2 separate regions of the Homo sapiens genome follow, and region 2 is linked to region 1. Evidence: read pairs that join two places in POLR2A ChIA-PET (ENCODE). Cell type or tissue: HepG2. All regions are shown on one strand. Region 1 overlaps MYO15B (myosin XVB). Region 2 has its middle 6.4 kb from the start of ITGB4.

Region 1 (5,000 bases):
TTTCTCTAGGACTAATGACGTTGAGCATCTCAGACATTAGTGCCACTCCTTTGGAGAAATGTCTGTTTCTCCTCTGCCCGTTTTTAGTTTTTAATTAATTAATTAATTTTTGAGACAGAATCTCGCTCTGTCACCCAGGCTGGAGTGCAGTGGCGCCATCTCAGCTCACTGCAACCTCTGCCCCCTGGATTCAAGCCATTCTCCTGCCTCAGCCTCCCGAGTAGCTGGGATTACAGGCACCTGCCACCATGCCCAGTTAATTTTTGTGTTTTTAGTGGAGATGGGGTTTTACTATGTTGGCCAGGCTGGTCTCGAACTCCTGACCTCAGGTGATCCACCTCAGGTGATCAGCCTCCCAAAGTACTGGGATTACAGGCATGAGCCACTGCACCCGGCCTTTATTTTTTATAATTATTATTTTTTATTAAAAAAATTTTTTTGAGACAGAGTCTTGCTATATCATCCAAGTTGGAGTGCAGCTGGGTCACACCTGTAATCCCAGCTCCTCAGGAGGCTGAGGCACGAGAATCACTTGAACCTGGGAGGCGGAGATTCAAGTGAGCCGAGATCGCGCCATTGCACTCCAGCAGCAGCATGATCTCAGCTCACTGCAACCTCCAGCTACTGGTTTCAAGTGATTTCGTGCCTCAGCCTCTGGAGTAGCTGGGATTACGGGCATAGGCCACCAAGCCCGGCTAATTTTGTTGTTGTTGTTGTTTTTCTTTTGAGATGGAGTCTCGCTCTGTTGCCCAGGCTGGAGTGCAATGGCTTGGTCTCAGCTCAATACAACCTCCGCCTCCTGGGTTCAAGCGATTCTCCTGCCTCAGCCTATGAAGTAGCTGGGACTACAGGCACCTGCCACCATGCTCAGCTAATTTTTGTATTTTTAGTAGAGACAGAGTTTCACTATGTTGGCCAGGCTGGTCTTGAACTCCTGACCTCGTGATCTGCCCGCCTCGGTCTCCCAAAGTGCTGGGATTATAGGCGTGAGCCACCACGCCTGGCCTTTTTTGTATTTTTAGTAGAGACGGGGATTCACCGTGTTGGCCAGGCTGGTCTCAAGCTCCTGGTCTCTAGTGATCCTCCCACTTGAGCCTCCCAAGGTACAGGGATTACAGGTGTCATACGGGTATGAGCCATTGCACCCGACCAGTGGTGTTACTTTTTAATAAGTTCTGCTGCTCTTTTTTTTTTTTTTGCAAGATAGGGTCTGACTTTGTCACCCAGGCTAAAGAGCAGTGACCCAGTCATAGCTCCTACCTCAGCCTCCCAAGTAGCTAGGACTACAAGGACACGCCGTCATGCCTGGCTAATTTAAAAAATCTTTTTTGTAGAGATGAGGTCTTGCTATGTTGCCCAGGCTGGTCTTGAACTCCTGGTCTCAAGCAATTCTCCTTCCTCAGCCTCTTAGAGTGCTGGGATTACAGGCATGAGCTACCGTACCAAGCTAAGGGAAATGATTTTTTTTTTTTTTTTTTTTTTTTTGGTCAGTGTGCATATGGGGAACTGATCTGAACCCAGGTATTCTAGGCCCAGGGTCAGAGAGTCAGATCTTAATCCCTCAGGCTAAACAGTCTCTCAATTTACTCGTTCTCCTTCCTCCCTTCCTCCCTCTCTCCCTCCTCCCTCCTCCTCTCTCTCTTTCTTTCCTTCCTTCCCTTCCTTCCTTCCTCCCTCCCTCCCTCCCTCCCTCCCTTCCTGATGGAGTCTTGGTCTGTCACCCAGGCTGGAGTGCAATGGCGCGATCTCGGCTCACTTGAATCTCCACCTCCCAGGTTCAAGTGATTCTGGTGCCTCAGCCTCCTGAGGAGCTGGGATTACAGGTGTGCTGTAATTTTTGTATTTTTAGTAGACGGGGTTTCACCATGTTGGCCAGGCTGGTCTTGAACTCCTGACCTCAAGTGATCCACCCGCCTTGGCCTCCCAAAGTGCTGGGATTACAGGCATCAGCCACCGCACCCGACCCTTGCTTTTCTTTTGAAGTATCCTATTCTTTTCCTGTCGTTTCTGTGAAGCATCCAGGGCTTCTCTGGTCCAAAGTCAGTTTTTACATGAATGTCAGGCTTAAGGGATTCCAGTGCCAGGCAGGAAGCATAAGTTTGGACTCTTCATTTCGCCCCCGCTCTTTCCCGGCCTCCAGGAAGCGGTACCTCCGGCGGCGGGCAGCTTTGGGACAGCTGAACACCATCCTGCTGGTGGCCCAGCCCCTGCTCCAGAGGCGGCAGAGACTGCAGGTGCAGGGGCTTGGGTGGGGCGGTTCAGGGTAGAAGCCAGGCTGCCTGAGCTGGCCGAGCTGGCCAAATCCCAGCAGCGTTGACCCTCTCAGCCCGGCCTCGCACGGGCTGTGGCTTCAGACACAGTGCTCCTTGAACTCATCCCTTTTCCCTCCGGCCGGGGTAGGCCGGGGCCCTTGGGAGGTGCTGTCTTCCTCCATCCCTGCCTACTCTCCCCAGGGCCTGGCTCTTCCCTCTTGCCTGGGGTTCCCATCCCCTCCAGGCCTCCCCTGGGCCCCGTCCGCTCCCCTCTTTTGCATGATGACTCAAATCTAAGGTCTATAAAGCGACTCAAAGGTCAATGCCCACGTGCTACCCCCTCTCTGGCCCCTCCCTGGCTGGACTTTGTCCCCTGGGACCATTTCTTCCCTTCTTCCTGCCCTCTTCCCGGTGCCCTGGCAGATGGGCACAGACGCCCACAGTGCTAAGGCTGGTGAGGGCCCTGGAGGGCCAGGGGTGGCTGGCCCCTCCTGATCTGTTCTCACTCCTTTGCTGAGAACCTCCCAGGGGCAGGAGGGGACAGCTGAACTTCAGAGCTGGGGAGGTGCCCCCAGGTGACTCACATGGGAGGCATCAGCTCTTCCCACATCTCTTCCAACAGCTTGGGCGTTGGCAGGGCTGGCATAGCAGCGAAAGGGCCTTGGAGAGAGTGCCAAGCATGGTAGGTGGCCTGGAAAGTGGGGGGTTTTACATGGGGCTATGAACCTGCTGAGACTGGGACAGCTTAGAGGGCTGCCAGGGTGCTACCGTGGGTCTTGTCCCTCAGGGCCATGCATTGCACCTCCTGAGAAGAGGACCGGGGTGCTCTTGGCTCTTGGTTTCCCTCAGAGGGTCTTTGGGGCTCTGTTTGTTCGAGTGTCCAGGGTCAGAATCCTTGGTCTTTGGCTGGGTGTGGTGGCACACACCTGTAATCCCAGCACTTTGAGGTCGAGGTGTGAGGATTGCTTGAGCCCAGGAATTTGAGACCAGCCTGGGCAACATGACAAGACCCCATCTCTACAAAAACAATAAAAATTAGCTGGACACAGTAGCACATGCCTATAGTCTCAGCTACTCAGGAGGTTTGAGGTGGGAGGATCGCTTGAGCTAGAGCCTCAGAAGTCAAGGCTGCAGTGAGCCATGATGGTACCACTGCACTCTAGCCTGGGTGACAGAGTGAGACCCTGCCTCAAAAAAAAAAAAAAAAAAAAATCCGTGGTCTTTGGAAGGGATGTTTATAATCTTGGGGTTGAGGGTGTGGGGAGGGACACTGGTCCCTAGGCCCCTCCTGTGGATCCTGGGTAAATGAGTCCCCTCTGCCAGGAGCTGGGGCGCTTGGAGATCCCGGCTGAGCTGGCCGTCATGCTGAAGACGGCGGAAAGTGAGTCTTGTTGGTGTCCTCTTGTTAGGACTCCTTCTCCAGTCCCTTTACTGTGGGGTGTGTCTGTCCCTTGTGGTTCCTCCCTCTGATGCTCCAGACTCCCCTGAGCTCATCACTTGGGTCCCTGTGGACAGGGGCTGATGGCTCGTGGTGAGGGATGGAGGTGGTCCCAGGGCCAGGTACCACACCTGGATGCTCCTGGGCTGCCTCCCGGTGCTTGTTCCCAGGCCATCGGGACGCCCTGGCTGGGAGCATCACCGAGTGCCTGCCGCCTGAGGTTCCTGCCCGGCCCAGCCTGACTCTCCCAGCAGACATTGACCTGTTCCCTTTCTCCAGCTTCGTCGCCATCGGCTTTCAGGTGGGCGCCCAGGCCTAAGCTCTTCCCGCTGGCCTCACCGCTCTGAGTTAGCACCTGCCTGACAGATGCTGCGTTTTTTTCCCCGCTGTCAGCTCTTGCCCTCCTTCCTCCCCAGCCTTTGGGGCTGTGAGTAGCGCTGAATTGCTCTGAAAATAACCGTTGAATGTAATTGTCTCACCATAGAGCGTTACTGGAGATAACAGTTGGTGTTATTGAATGGGAGACGTTATTTAGATCCACGATGCCACACCTTTGTTGTACCTGCGGTAGTGCCCTGCTTTTGAAGTCATGACCTTAAAGAATGTTTATTGACAAGGGAAATTGTCCAGACTTCAGCAGTAAATACAAATGCAGGTTCAAAACTGCACATACAGGTTGGACATGGTGGCTCATGCTTGTAATCCCAGCACTTTTGGGAGGCCGAGGTGGGTGGATCACCTGAGGTCAGGAGTTTGAGACCGGCCTGGCCAACATGGTGAAACCCCGTCTCTACTAAAAATACAAAAATTAGCCAGACATGCGCCTGTAGTCCCAGCTACTCAGGAGGCTGAGACAGGAGAATCACTTGAACCTGGGAGGTGGAGGCTGCAGTGAGCTGAGATTGTGCCACTGCACTCCAGCCTGGGCGACAGACAAGACTCTGCCTCAAAAAAAAAAAAAAGGCATTAAGATGCATTTCTGTCCAGCCCCTCTGCCTCTCCCGAGGTGCCTGCTCCGGTGGGGCTCCCCTGGGCTGTCTGATAGCTGGTGAGCATGGACTGAGCCCTCTCCTTCCTTGCAGGAACCGTCCCTGCCCAGGCCAGGGCAGCCACTGGCGAAGCCCCTAACCCAGCTGGATGGAGACAACCCTCAGCGTGCCCTGGACATCAACAAAGTGGTGAGTGACACATTGGAGAAGGGACAGGATAGGCGCCTGGGAGCCCCGCACGTCCTGTCCTTACCCGGCTGTGTCGGCAGATGCTGCGGCTCCTGGGGGACGGATCCCTGGAGTCCTGGCAGAGGCAGATCA
Region 2 (5,000 bases), 100 kb after region 1:
GCATACTTAAATATTCAGCCTTAAAAAGGAAGGAAATCCTGTCACATTCAACACATGAATGAACCTCAAGGACGTTATGCTAAGTGCAATAAGCCAGTCACAATAAGAAATACTGAATAATTCCATTTATATGAGACATCCAGTGTAGACAAATTCATAACAGACAGGAAGTAGAATGGTGGTTGCTAGGAACTGGGCATGCAGAAGGGTGAAATGGAGAGTTGCTTAATGGGTACAGGATTTTAGTTTTGCCACATGAAAAGTTCTGGTGATCTGTTACACAACAATAGATATATTGAACTGTACACTTAAAAAATGGTAAAGATGGTGAACTTTAACGTGTTTTCAGGATCTTTTTATATTTTATTTTATTTATTTATTTATTTTAAGACGGAGTCTCGCTCTGTCGCCTGGGCTGGAGTACAGTGGCGCGATCTCCGCTCACTGCAAGCTCAGCCTTCTGGGTTCACGCCATTCTCCTGCCTCAGCCTCCCGAGTAACTGGGACTTCAGGCACCTGCCACCACTCCTAGCTAATTTTTTTTTGTGTTTTTTGTAGAGACGGGGTTTCACCGTGTTAGCCAGGATGATCTCCATCTCCTGATCTCGTGATCCACCTGTCTCGGCCCCCCAAAGTGCTGGGATTATAGGCATGAGCCACCATACCCGGCCCATCTTTTTTAAAAAAAAATATTTTGGGTTGCTGTGTAATAGTAATTTTTTAAAGTTTCTATAACTCAAAACTTTATTTAAAAAAGCATTTACCCTGCATTTTTAGGGGAACATAGTTCATTCCCAGTTGATTAAAGGAAGCTCTATTTTTTTTTTAATCAGAAAGACACTTATTAAATGTAGAAAGGAGCTGGGCACAATGGCTCACACCTGTAATCCCAGCACTTTGGGAGGCTGAGATGGGAAGATCACCTGAGATCAGGAGCTCAAGACCAGCCTGGCCAAATGTCGAAACACCGACTCTACTAAAAAAAAAAAAAAAATTTAGCCAGGTGTGGTGGCATGCACCTGTACTCCCAGGTACTCGGGGGGCTGAGGCAGGAGAATCACTTGAACCCAAGAGGTGGAGTTTGCAATGAGCTGAGATCACGCCACTGCACTCCAGCCTGGGCAACAGAGCGAGACTCTGTCTCAAAAAAAAATAAAAATAAAAAATAAAAAATTTAAAATTTAAAAAATAGGGCTGGGCACAGTGGCTCACGCCTGTAATCCCAGCATTTTGGGAGGCCAAGGTGGGCAGATCACGAGATCAGGAGATCGAGACCGTCCTGGTTAGTACGATGAAACCCCGTCTCTACTAAAATACAAAAAATTAGCCGGGCGTGGCGGCACGTGCCTGTAGTCCCAGTTACTCGGGAGGCTGAAGCAGGAGAATGGCATGAACCCGGGAGGCGGAGCTTGCAATGAGCTGAGATTGTGCCACTGCACTCCAGCCTGGGCGACAGAACAAGACTCCATCTCAAATAAATAAATAAATAAATAAATAAATATTTAAAAAATTAAAATGTAGAAAGGAAGGTAGAAACAGAAAATTGCAATTTTTCAGCCCCAAAAATGATACAGGTGCCCTTAGACTTATAATAGGGTTATGTCCAGATAAACCCATTGTAGGTCAAAAATGTAAGTGGAAGATGCATTTAATACCCTGATAAATCCATAGTAAAGTAAAAAAAATCTTAAGTCAAATCATTGTAAGTCCAAATGCTCAACTTATGATAATGTTACATCCCAATAAACCCCATCTTAAAGTTAAAAAATTCTAAATCAAACCATCTAGGTTGGGGACAGTCTAATTGATTCAAGCCAGGGTCACCAATGAGTGCTAAAACGATTCAGTGAAAGCTTGTTGGGAAACGGACAGGGAGACAAAGCATCATCCTCCTCCCCTAGATAACCTCCTTTTTTTTCTTTTTATTGTTTAATTAATTTTTTTTTGAGACAGAGCCTTGCTCTGTCGCCCAGGATGGAGTGCAGTGGTGCGATCTTGGCTCACTGCAACCTCTGCCTCCTGGGTTCAAGCAATTCTCATGCCTCAGCTTCCCAAGTAACTGGGATTACAGGTACGCGCCACCACACCCAGATCTTTTTTTTTTTTTTTTTTTTTTTTTTTTCTGAGATGGAGCCTTTCTCTGTTGCCCGGGCTGTAGTGTAGTGGTGTGATCTTTGCTCACCACGACCTCCACCTGCCGGGTTCAAGCAGTTCTTCTGCCTCAGCCTCCCGAGTAGCTGGGACTACAGGCACATGCCGCCATGCCTGGCTAATTTTTGTATTTTTAGTAGAGACGGGGTTTCACTATGTTGGCCAGGCTGGTCTCAAACTCCTGACCTCATGATCCGCCCGTCTTGGCCTCCCAAAGTGCTGGGATTATAGTCATGAGCCACAACGCCGAGACTTTTTTTTTTTTTAGTAGAGACGAGATTTCCTCATGTTGACCAGGATTGTCTTGAACTCCTGGCTTCAAGTGATCCACCTGTCTTGGCCTCCCAAAGTGCTGGGATTACAGACGTGAGCCACCGTGCCCGGCTTATTGTTTAATTTAATTTTTTTTTCTTTTAGAGAGACAAGATATCACTCTGTCTGCCAGGCTAGAGTGCCGTGGCTTGATAGCTCACTGCAGCCTCGAACTCCTGGGCTCAAGGGATCCTTTTGCCTTACCTCACAGGTGCACGGCACCACACCCAGCCAATTTTATTTTTATTTTTTGCAGAGCCGGGGCCTCCCTGTGCTGCCCAGACTAGCTTTGCACTGCTGTCCTCAAGCGATCCTCTAGCCTCAGCTTCCCAAAGTGCTTGGATTACAGGTACATTACTTCTTTTTTTATTTTATTTTATTTTTGAGATGGAGTCTCGCTCTGTCGCCCAGGCTGGAGTGCAGTGTCGCGATCTCAGCTCACTGCAAGCCCCGCCTCCCAGGTTCACACCATTCTCCTGCCTCAGCCTCCGGAGTAGCTGGGACTACAGGTGCCCGCCACCACACCTGGCTTATTTTTTGTATTTTTAGTAGAGACGGGGTTTCACTGTGTTAGCCAGGATGGTCTTGATCTCCTGACCTCGTGATCTGCTCACCTCGGCCTCCCAAAGTGCTGGGATTACAGGTAGATTACTTTTTTTTGTTTTTTTTGAGACAGTGTCTCGCTCTGTCGCCCATGTTGGTGTGCAGTGGCGCGATCTCGGTTCACTGCAAGCTCCACCTCCCGGGTTCACGCCATTCTCCTGCCTCAGCCTCCTGAGTAGCTGGGACTACAGGCGCCCGCCACCACGCCCGGCTAATTTTTTGTATTTTTAGTAGAGACGGGGTTTCACCATGTTAGCCAGGATGGTCTCGATCTCCTGACCTCATGTTCCACCCACCTCAGCCTCCCAAAGTGCTAGGATTACAGGCATGAGCCACCGCACCCGGCTACAGGTAGATTACTTCTTAATCACAAAGTGAAAATTGGTATTTTTACGTTGGGAGAGATGGCAGTCACTTCCTTAACCAAGTGATTGGCTTAAGCATCACTACTAGGCACCTGGCATCAATTGCCACCTGCAAACCACACAGCACCACCTGTGACCATCCTTGCCAAAAATATTTAACTTAACTCTAATCTGACCTTTAGCCCTATACCTCAGTTTACAAGGGGCTGAAAGAAAGGCCCAGCGACACCATGAGGAAGCATTCCAGAAGGAAGCTTCCCATGAGGAAGACAAGTCAAGAAAGGGGAGCATTCTGCAGGACAGCTGGCCCAACTCCTTAAAAGGTCAACGTGGGGGCCGGGCACAGTGGCTCATGCTTTTAATCCCAGCACTTTGGGAGGCCGAGGTGGGTGGATCACTTGAGGCCAGGAGTTCAAGACCCACCTGGCCAATATGGCGAAACCCCTGTCTCTACCAAAAAGAAAATACTAAAAATTAGCTGGGTGCAGTGGCACACACCTGTGGTCCCAGCTACTCGGGGGACTGAGGCAGGAGAATCACTTGAGCCCAGGAGGCAGAGGTTGCAGTGAGCCAAGATCTCGCCACTGCGCTCCAGCCTGGGTAACAGAGTGAGACTGGCTAAAAAAAAAGTGAACGTGGGCTGGGCGCGGTGGCTCATGCCTGTAATCCCAGCACTTTGGGAGGACGAGGCAGGCGGATCACGAGGTCAGGAGATCGAGACCATCCTGGCTAACATGGTGAAACCCCATCTCTACTAAAAATACAAAAAAAAAAAAAATTTGCCAGGGGTGGTGGCGGGTGCCTGTAGTCCCAGCTACTCCGGAGGCTGAGGCAGGAGAATGGGGTGAACCTGGGAGGCGGAGCTTGCAGTGAGCTGAGATCGTGCCACTGCACTACAGCTTGGGCGACAGAGCGAGACTCTGTCTCAAAAAAAAAAAAAAAGTAATGTAGGGCAGGGGATGGGATGGTGAGGGTTCTATTTTAGAATGACAAAGAGACAAAACAATCAAATGCAATAGGTGGCATGGATTGGACTCAAATTCAAAAGGAAACCTTTATAATAGACATTTTGGAGTCAACTAAGAAAATTTGAATATGGACTGAATCACACATCATTTAATGGAGACATTATTTCCTTAGGTGTGAAAAGGGGCCGGGCTCAGTGGCTCACACCTGTAATCCCAGCATTTTGGGAGGCCAAGGCGGGCAGATCACCTGAGGTCAGGAGTTCAAGACCAGCCTGGCCAACACGGCGAAACCCCGTCTCTACAAAAAATACAAAAATTTAGCTGGGCGTGGTGGCATGCACCTGTAGTCCCAGCTACTCGGGAGGCTGAGGTAGAATTGCTTGAACCCAGAAGACAGAGGCTGCAGTGAGCCGAGATTGCACCATTGTACTCCAGCCTGGGCAACAAGAGCAAAATTCTGTCTCAAAAAAATAAAGGGGGGTATTGAGGTTACGTGGGGGACTGTTCTTGAGAGATACATGCTGGAGTGTTTAGGATGAAATGGCAGGATAAGTGCAACTTCAAATTTAAAAATATACAAATGTTTAACAAATATATAAAT

What was found. Peaks named below come from ENCODE experiments on the same cell type or tissue, not always from the same donor. Only the 100,000 strongest peaks of a DNase experiment are listed, where the experiment ranks them.
Region 2: POLR2A ChIA-PET joins it to region 1 with 10 read pairs; 3 of 35 experiments call an interaction of 5 or more read pairs at or near these places.

What each region holds. Positions count from the first base shown.
Region 1 is chr17:75,608,026-75,613,025 of GRCh38, forward strand. It overlaps MYO15B (myosin XVB), which reads left to right. Exons shown (of 64, transcript NM_001395058.1): 22 at 2,141-2,234; 23 at 2,875-2,934; 24 at 3,576-3,633; 25 at 3,861-3,991; 26 at 4,773-4,868; 27 at 4,949-5,000. Among named protein-coding and RNA genes, the nearest start is that of MYO15B, 23 kb to the left of the region's middle. In HepG2, no CTCF peak of the experiment used is centred here; a DNase peak (open chromatin) is centred at 2,586; H3K4me3 peaks cover 785 bases.
Region 2 is chr17:75,712,519-75,717,518 of GRCh38, forward strand. No RefSeq gene overlaps it. Among named protein-coding and RNA genes, the nearest start is that of ITGB4, 6.4 kb to the right of the region's middle. In HepG2, no CTCF peak of the experiment used is centred here; no DNase peak of the experiment used is centred here; H3K27me3 peaks cover 747 bases.